Linked DNA regions of Homo sapiens: region 2 is linked to region 1. A link is a loop called in an ENCODE intact Hi-C map of the cell type or tissue named here. Cell type or tissue: PC-9. All regions are shown on one strand. Each heading gives the region's core, and the rest is flanking DNA. Links, peaks and the distances in the headings are about the cores only. Region 1 has its middle 47 kb from the start of LINC01450. Region 2 has its middle 110 kb from the start of INHBA-AS1.

Region 1 (2,811 bases), core at 93-2,592:
CTGCACATGTTAACATTTGTAAGTCCCAGAGCAGTCAAAATGGGTCGAGGGGTGGACTCCAGGAGAGGCCTTGGAGGCCAGCACACTTTTTACAACATTCACATCGGGATTTCTCTGAGTTGAACAGTCTCACGGGGTGTGCAAACGCAGGTCTATGTGTGCTCTGGAGCTGCACCTGCTGCCACCATCACCTTGGTCTTACGTTGCCTCCTGGCCAGGGCCAGCTTCATGGGCCTGCGACCTGCGTAGGTCTTCCTGACTAATAACCCTGCATTTTCATTTTGCACTGGGCCTCCCATATTATGTAGCCAGTCCTACTCCTGGCAACCACCGAATGGTGATGGTCCTGTGCTGAAGGGGGTATGTTTTCTCATCTTTACCTGGTCAGCGCTGTCCCCAGCACTTGAATTGAACCATCCATTCATACAACTTGCTTGACTCCTGCAGGCATCTAGTTTGTTGCCTGTATTTTACAGTTTGGACCTGGCTGTACTAAGGAGTTCCTGCAGAAAAATGCTGTCCTGCCATCAAGCTCTGTGAAATTTTGGGAGTCCAGGGCAGAAGGCTGCATTCATCTTGACACTGATGCCTTGATACTAATTCTATTTATATTCAGTGAAACTAATGCAACAACTTAAAGTAAAAGGACAATGAAACTGAAGTTATGGTATCTCAGAAATGATTATTTAGGTAAACACAATCTGATTGTCTTTAGATAGTATTAACATGCCCATCTACGTGAGAAGTCTTGTACGGTCTTTATCCAAATCAAAGGCGCCAGCTTAATTCAGACTTTCATAGAAGCTGGTTGTCTGATCCTTAACTTTTATACTTAGGCTGTGTGCGGTGGCTCATGCCTATAATCCCAGAGCTTTGGGAGGCCGAGGCAGGTAGATCATGAGGTCAGGAATTCAAGACCAGCCTAGCCAACATGGTGAAATCCCGTCTCTACTAAAAATACAAAAATTAACTAAGAGAGGTGGCGCATGCCTGTAATCCCAGCTACTCAGGAGGCTGAGGCAGGAGAATTGCTTGAACCTGGGTGGCAGAGGCTGCAGTGAGCCGAGATCATGCCATTGCACTCCAGCCTGGGCGACAGAGCAAGACTCCATCTAAAAAAAAGTTTCATACTTAAAAAAAAAGTTTACACAAAAACAAAAACATCTTTCTAGATGTTTCTAGATGTCAGAGAGAAATGGTTAATGCATACATTCTCTTTTAGAAGCAGAAGCAATCTGGAAAAAGAAGTCCAGAGTTTTAGCCTACGGCCTTAATGGCTGGTCCTCTAAAACCTCCCATCCTCACCCTGCATCCACGCCTTCCAAGACGTCTTGGGAAATTTCAGGGCAAGAGTCCCAAGGAAGGGATTGCTCTCGGTACCATTAGTGAAGGGCATCAGCCTTGAAAAAAGGACCTTGGCCAGGGCAGGGCTGAGGATGGGTCAAGGGATGTGGTTGCTCTTCTCCTTGGTGACATTGTGGTGACCATGAGCAGAAAAATGGTAAATCCCTCAATGACACTGACTAGGTTTGAAGCTTACATTGTATTGGTAGGAGGGGGAATTTCCCTTTCAAAAGACTCCTCAATTCCTGGATATGCATAATGTTCTGCGGTGTAAGAAGCATGCCAGGAATGGAAGGGACAAATATGCAGGAAGTTTGTCCATCCACTTTATATGTACTACAGTTTGTGGTTATGAGAGCATCGAAGGTATTCAGGGCAATGACATTCTCATTCATGGCATTCCACTTGGCTCCTGGGGAATATAAACCAGTTGTCTCATGTAAAAAAGTCTCACACTCCCATTAGGAAAACATTAGGAGAAAATAGACATAACAGGGACATATTTAATTTTTTAATGATCGTCTAAAGACCACAAAGAGTCTGTGATATGAAAGACTTTAAATTCCTCTTTGATCTACGTTAGCTGAGTAATCACCACATTATCACAACATGCGGGGGCTCCAAGCATCCGAAACAGTACAGATGTCATCCCAGCAGACGCCATACCTTCTGCCTCTGTGCAAGCTGATGAACCCATCCAAACTGGCTTTCCTCATCTGTAAAATGGGTAGATATTGGGATTTTCTTCATAGATTTTAAGGATTAATGATCATGCAGGAAACAGGCTTAGCACAGGGTCCAGCACTTAGGAAGTCCTTGGTGGGTGCTAAGGATGATTCCTAACTCAGGCAGGCAGGTATTGAGGCAGTGCCTCCAGCGTCTGGTCCCTACATCCTATCCACAAAATCAGTGCAGAGGGAACATGCATTACAGCAGCAGACCTAGAAGCCAAGAGAAAGAAGGAATGTTTTAGTTCTTCTGAAGTTGAGACCCTGGATATGTTGAGAAAACTAGCATGGAATAAGAGCGGTCAAAGAAAGGCTTTAAGAAATAAAGTCGCTAGAATTTATTGTTTCTGTCTAACACTAAATAATCCCTGAGAGGACTAACAGCATCACTGGCCGTCCCAAGTGATCAATTTGGAAAGCAACATACAGTCATGAGTTGCTTAACAACTGGGGATCCATTCTGAGAAATGCATAGTTAGGCAAAGTCATCGCTGTGGGAGCATCACGGAGTGCACTTACACAAACCTAGGAGGCAGAGCCCACTACACACCTAGGCTTTATGGTATAACCTATCACTCCAAGGCTACAAACTTGTACAGCATGTTATTGTGCTGAGTACTGTAGGCAATTGTTACATAATGATAAGCATTTTTGTATATAAACATAGAAGTGATACAGTAAAAATAAGGTATTGTAATCTTATGGGACCACCTTTCTATGTACAGTCCATTGTTGACTA
Region 2 (2,811 bases), core at 240-2,739, 550 kb after region 1:
CTGTATTGCCTGTATCTCAAATTTGCTTTCTCAAAATCTATATCTTGTTTGTACCCCCACTCCCAAGCTGTGAAGATTTTATATTTAAATAAATAAGAAGTGTTCATAAGTAATATTATCTACTGGAATGCAATGGGAGGGCAATTGTAATGGGGGGATCTGAAGACCACTGCTACTCATGTAGTTATTCCTTAACTTGCAGTAAGAGTCACCAGATGATTATTACTGCATATTCTGCTTTGCTTAAATGCTATGCAAACAACATGAAACAACATGTAACAACACCGAAGAAACTTTTCCTGTGAACATTAGTTTGAGGAGCTCATGCTGAACTAAAACACATCTGAACACTATACTTTAACAAGTGTGCTTTCCCACTCTATTATGGACATTCAGTCCTTAGATAAAATCTAACTAGTTAATTATGTCATGGGCTTCTTTTGTTTTAAATATGACGTTTGTTGGTGTGAAGTTATTGATGGATTTTTTTTTTCTTTTAAGATGGAGTCTTGCTAAGTCACCAGGCTGGAGTGCAGTGGAGCAATCTCAGCTCACTGCAACCTCTGCCTCCCAGGTTCAAGCGATTCTCCTGCCTCAGCCTCCCAAGTAGCTGGGACTACAGGCGTGGGCCACCACATCCAGCTAATTTTTGTATTTTTAGTAGAAATGGGGTTTCACCATGTTGGCCAGGATGGTCTCGATCTCTTGACCTCATGATCTGCCCACCTTGGCTTCCCAAAGTGCTAAGATTACAGATAGGCATGAGCCACCCCACCCAGGGTGATGGAGACTTCTCTGTACCTACGTGTGTTCTCCATAGAAACAGTTCTTTTTTAAGGGGAGTAAATACTGAGTACACAGGAATCATTTGGAGGTTTGAAGCCAGAATTGTCCACTTGGAGTTAATCATATTTTCCCTCTCAGCCCCCATAAATAGTTGAGGTTACATAAGTGAAGTGCAGAATGATTAGGGTTTACTGAGTAAAAGGCATATTACAAAGCTTTGGCATGAAACACACTCTGTGCTAGCACTCTATACTTTTTTCCACACAAATCTGGGGAAAGGGATGTCTGGTTCCTTGTTTTGTTTGTGCATGAGCTCTTTTCTAGGAATTCTGTGGAATTCCTATTCTATTAGAAGCCCAAGTTCAAAGCTATGACACACAACAAGTTGAATTCTTTACATATTTAAGATCAAGTATAACACCATATCTACACAATTATATTGTTGAGTTGGGATATTTCAATTCTCAGAATGATCTGATAAAATCAGCCTTGTGGTTTAGATGCTTGAGGACCCATTCTTTAAGAAGACAGCTGAAAACAAGTGTCACCAAAGAGATGGTTGATAGAGATTTCAAAGGTAAATATGCAAGAAGCTAGTGATTTTGGAAGCTGGTGAGTTTAGCAAGATACAATAATTATATTGAGGTCGAAGAAAAGCTGCCAGAAACACCATGATCTTCCAGCAGCAAGCAAGTGTTCTGAAACACAAATTGTGCTTAAAGTGAAATGTTTTCTTGTAAAACCTGTCAAGAATTATCAAAGTGGGGCAAGGTTCAAATTTAACACTTAGTGACATTATAGTTTTTACTTAGTTTGGAAAACAAGAATTAGTTAAAACTTCTTTAAGATTTTGACACAAGGGCCAGGCTCAATGACTCACGCCTATAATCCCAGCAGTTTGGGAGGCTGAGGGTGGTGGATCGCTTGAGGTCAGGAGTTTAAGACCAGCCTGGCCAACATGGTGAAACCCCATCTTTACTAAAAATATGAAAATTAGCTGGGCATGATGGTAGGCACCTGTAATTTCAGCTACTTGGAAGGCTGAGGAAGGAGAATCGCTTGAACTCTGGAGGTAGAGATTGCAGTGAGCTGAGATGGCACCACTGCACTCCAGCCTGGGCAACAGACTGAAATTCTGTCTCAAAAAAAAAAAAAAAAAAAAGATTTTGACACAAGGAAGAGTAAAGAGATTTTACTTCCTAGTTTCTGATAGTGAAATATAAATCTTGAAACCACATACCCCCTTGCCTCTAGAAGTTTACTCTTCTGTAGAGCAGCAATCTGACCCACTTTCCCTCATTATCTTTCCAGCCGTCTGGAGCAGCTCTCCAGAGCCACATGTGTCCTAAGAGTTCCCATTGGCTCCTTAGCTAATATTTATAGGAACAGAAGGGATTTGAACTAAGGCCCATCATTCAGCTCATGATAAAGTCACAGATAATGGTGGGTTGGTGGAGGGAGGAATGGAAAGAAAGAAACTAATGCTGTTGAGAGTCAGTATGTGGCCAAGCAAAACATTAAGTGCTACATAAATCTTGAGCTCCTTCCTCCTCCAAACAGTCCCTTAAGAAACTATTATTATGGCTGTCTGCCTTTTATTGACGATGATCTGAGACTTTGGGGATTAACTTCCTCTCTAAGTAGAGGTGATAGGATGTGACCAGATGCACCAGGCTCTGGAGCCACCTCTGTCCCCACCCTCTTGCTTCCTTGGGCTCACATGTCCAACCATGAGCTCTGAGCACTTGCATGCCAGCACGCCACACCATCCCTCCAACCACCTACACACACACACACACACACACACACAGCATGAACATTCACACACAATTTCTGAAAGACTCAATCAGAATCTAGGACAAGGAGAATCTCTAGTGCCTGAATACCTTCTATCGAACTGGGTGTTTCCATGATTTCTTACTCATTTGGGATGTGGCTTAACTCCAGTGTCTTCCAATTCTTGGAAAATGCCAGAAACTCATAACCGGGGCCCTGCCACCCAGCTATGGCTCCTATCCCCTCTCC

What was found. Peaks named below come from ENCODE experiments on the same cell type or tissue, not always from the same donor. Only the 100,000 strongest peaks of a DNase experiment are listed, where the experiment ranks them.
Region 2: it touches region 1 in a loop (9-fold over the local background); 2 of 110 quality-filtered maps call a loop at or near these places.

Annotation. Positions count from the first base shown.
Region 1 is chr7:41,025,917-41,028,727 of GRCh38, forward strand. It overlaps a transcript of SUGCT not described here. Among named protein-coding and RNA genes, the nearest start is that of LINC01450, 47 kb to the left of the region's middle. RefSeq lists an enhancer at 2,494-2,811. In PC-9, for the core only: no CTCF peak of the experiment used is centred there; a DNase peak (open chromatin) is centred at 1,655.
Region 2 is chr7:41,579,099-41,581,909 of GRCh38, forward strand. No RefSeq gene overlaps it. Among named protein-coding and RNA genes, the nearest start is that of INHBA-AS1, 110 kb to the right of the region's middle. In PC-9, for the core only: no CTCF peak of the experiment used is centred there; a DNase peak (open chromatin) is centred at 1,193; H3K27ac peaks cover 2,466 bases.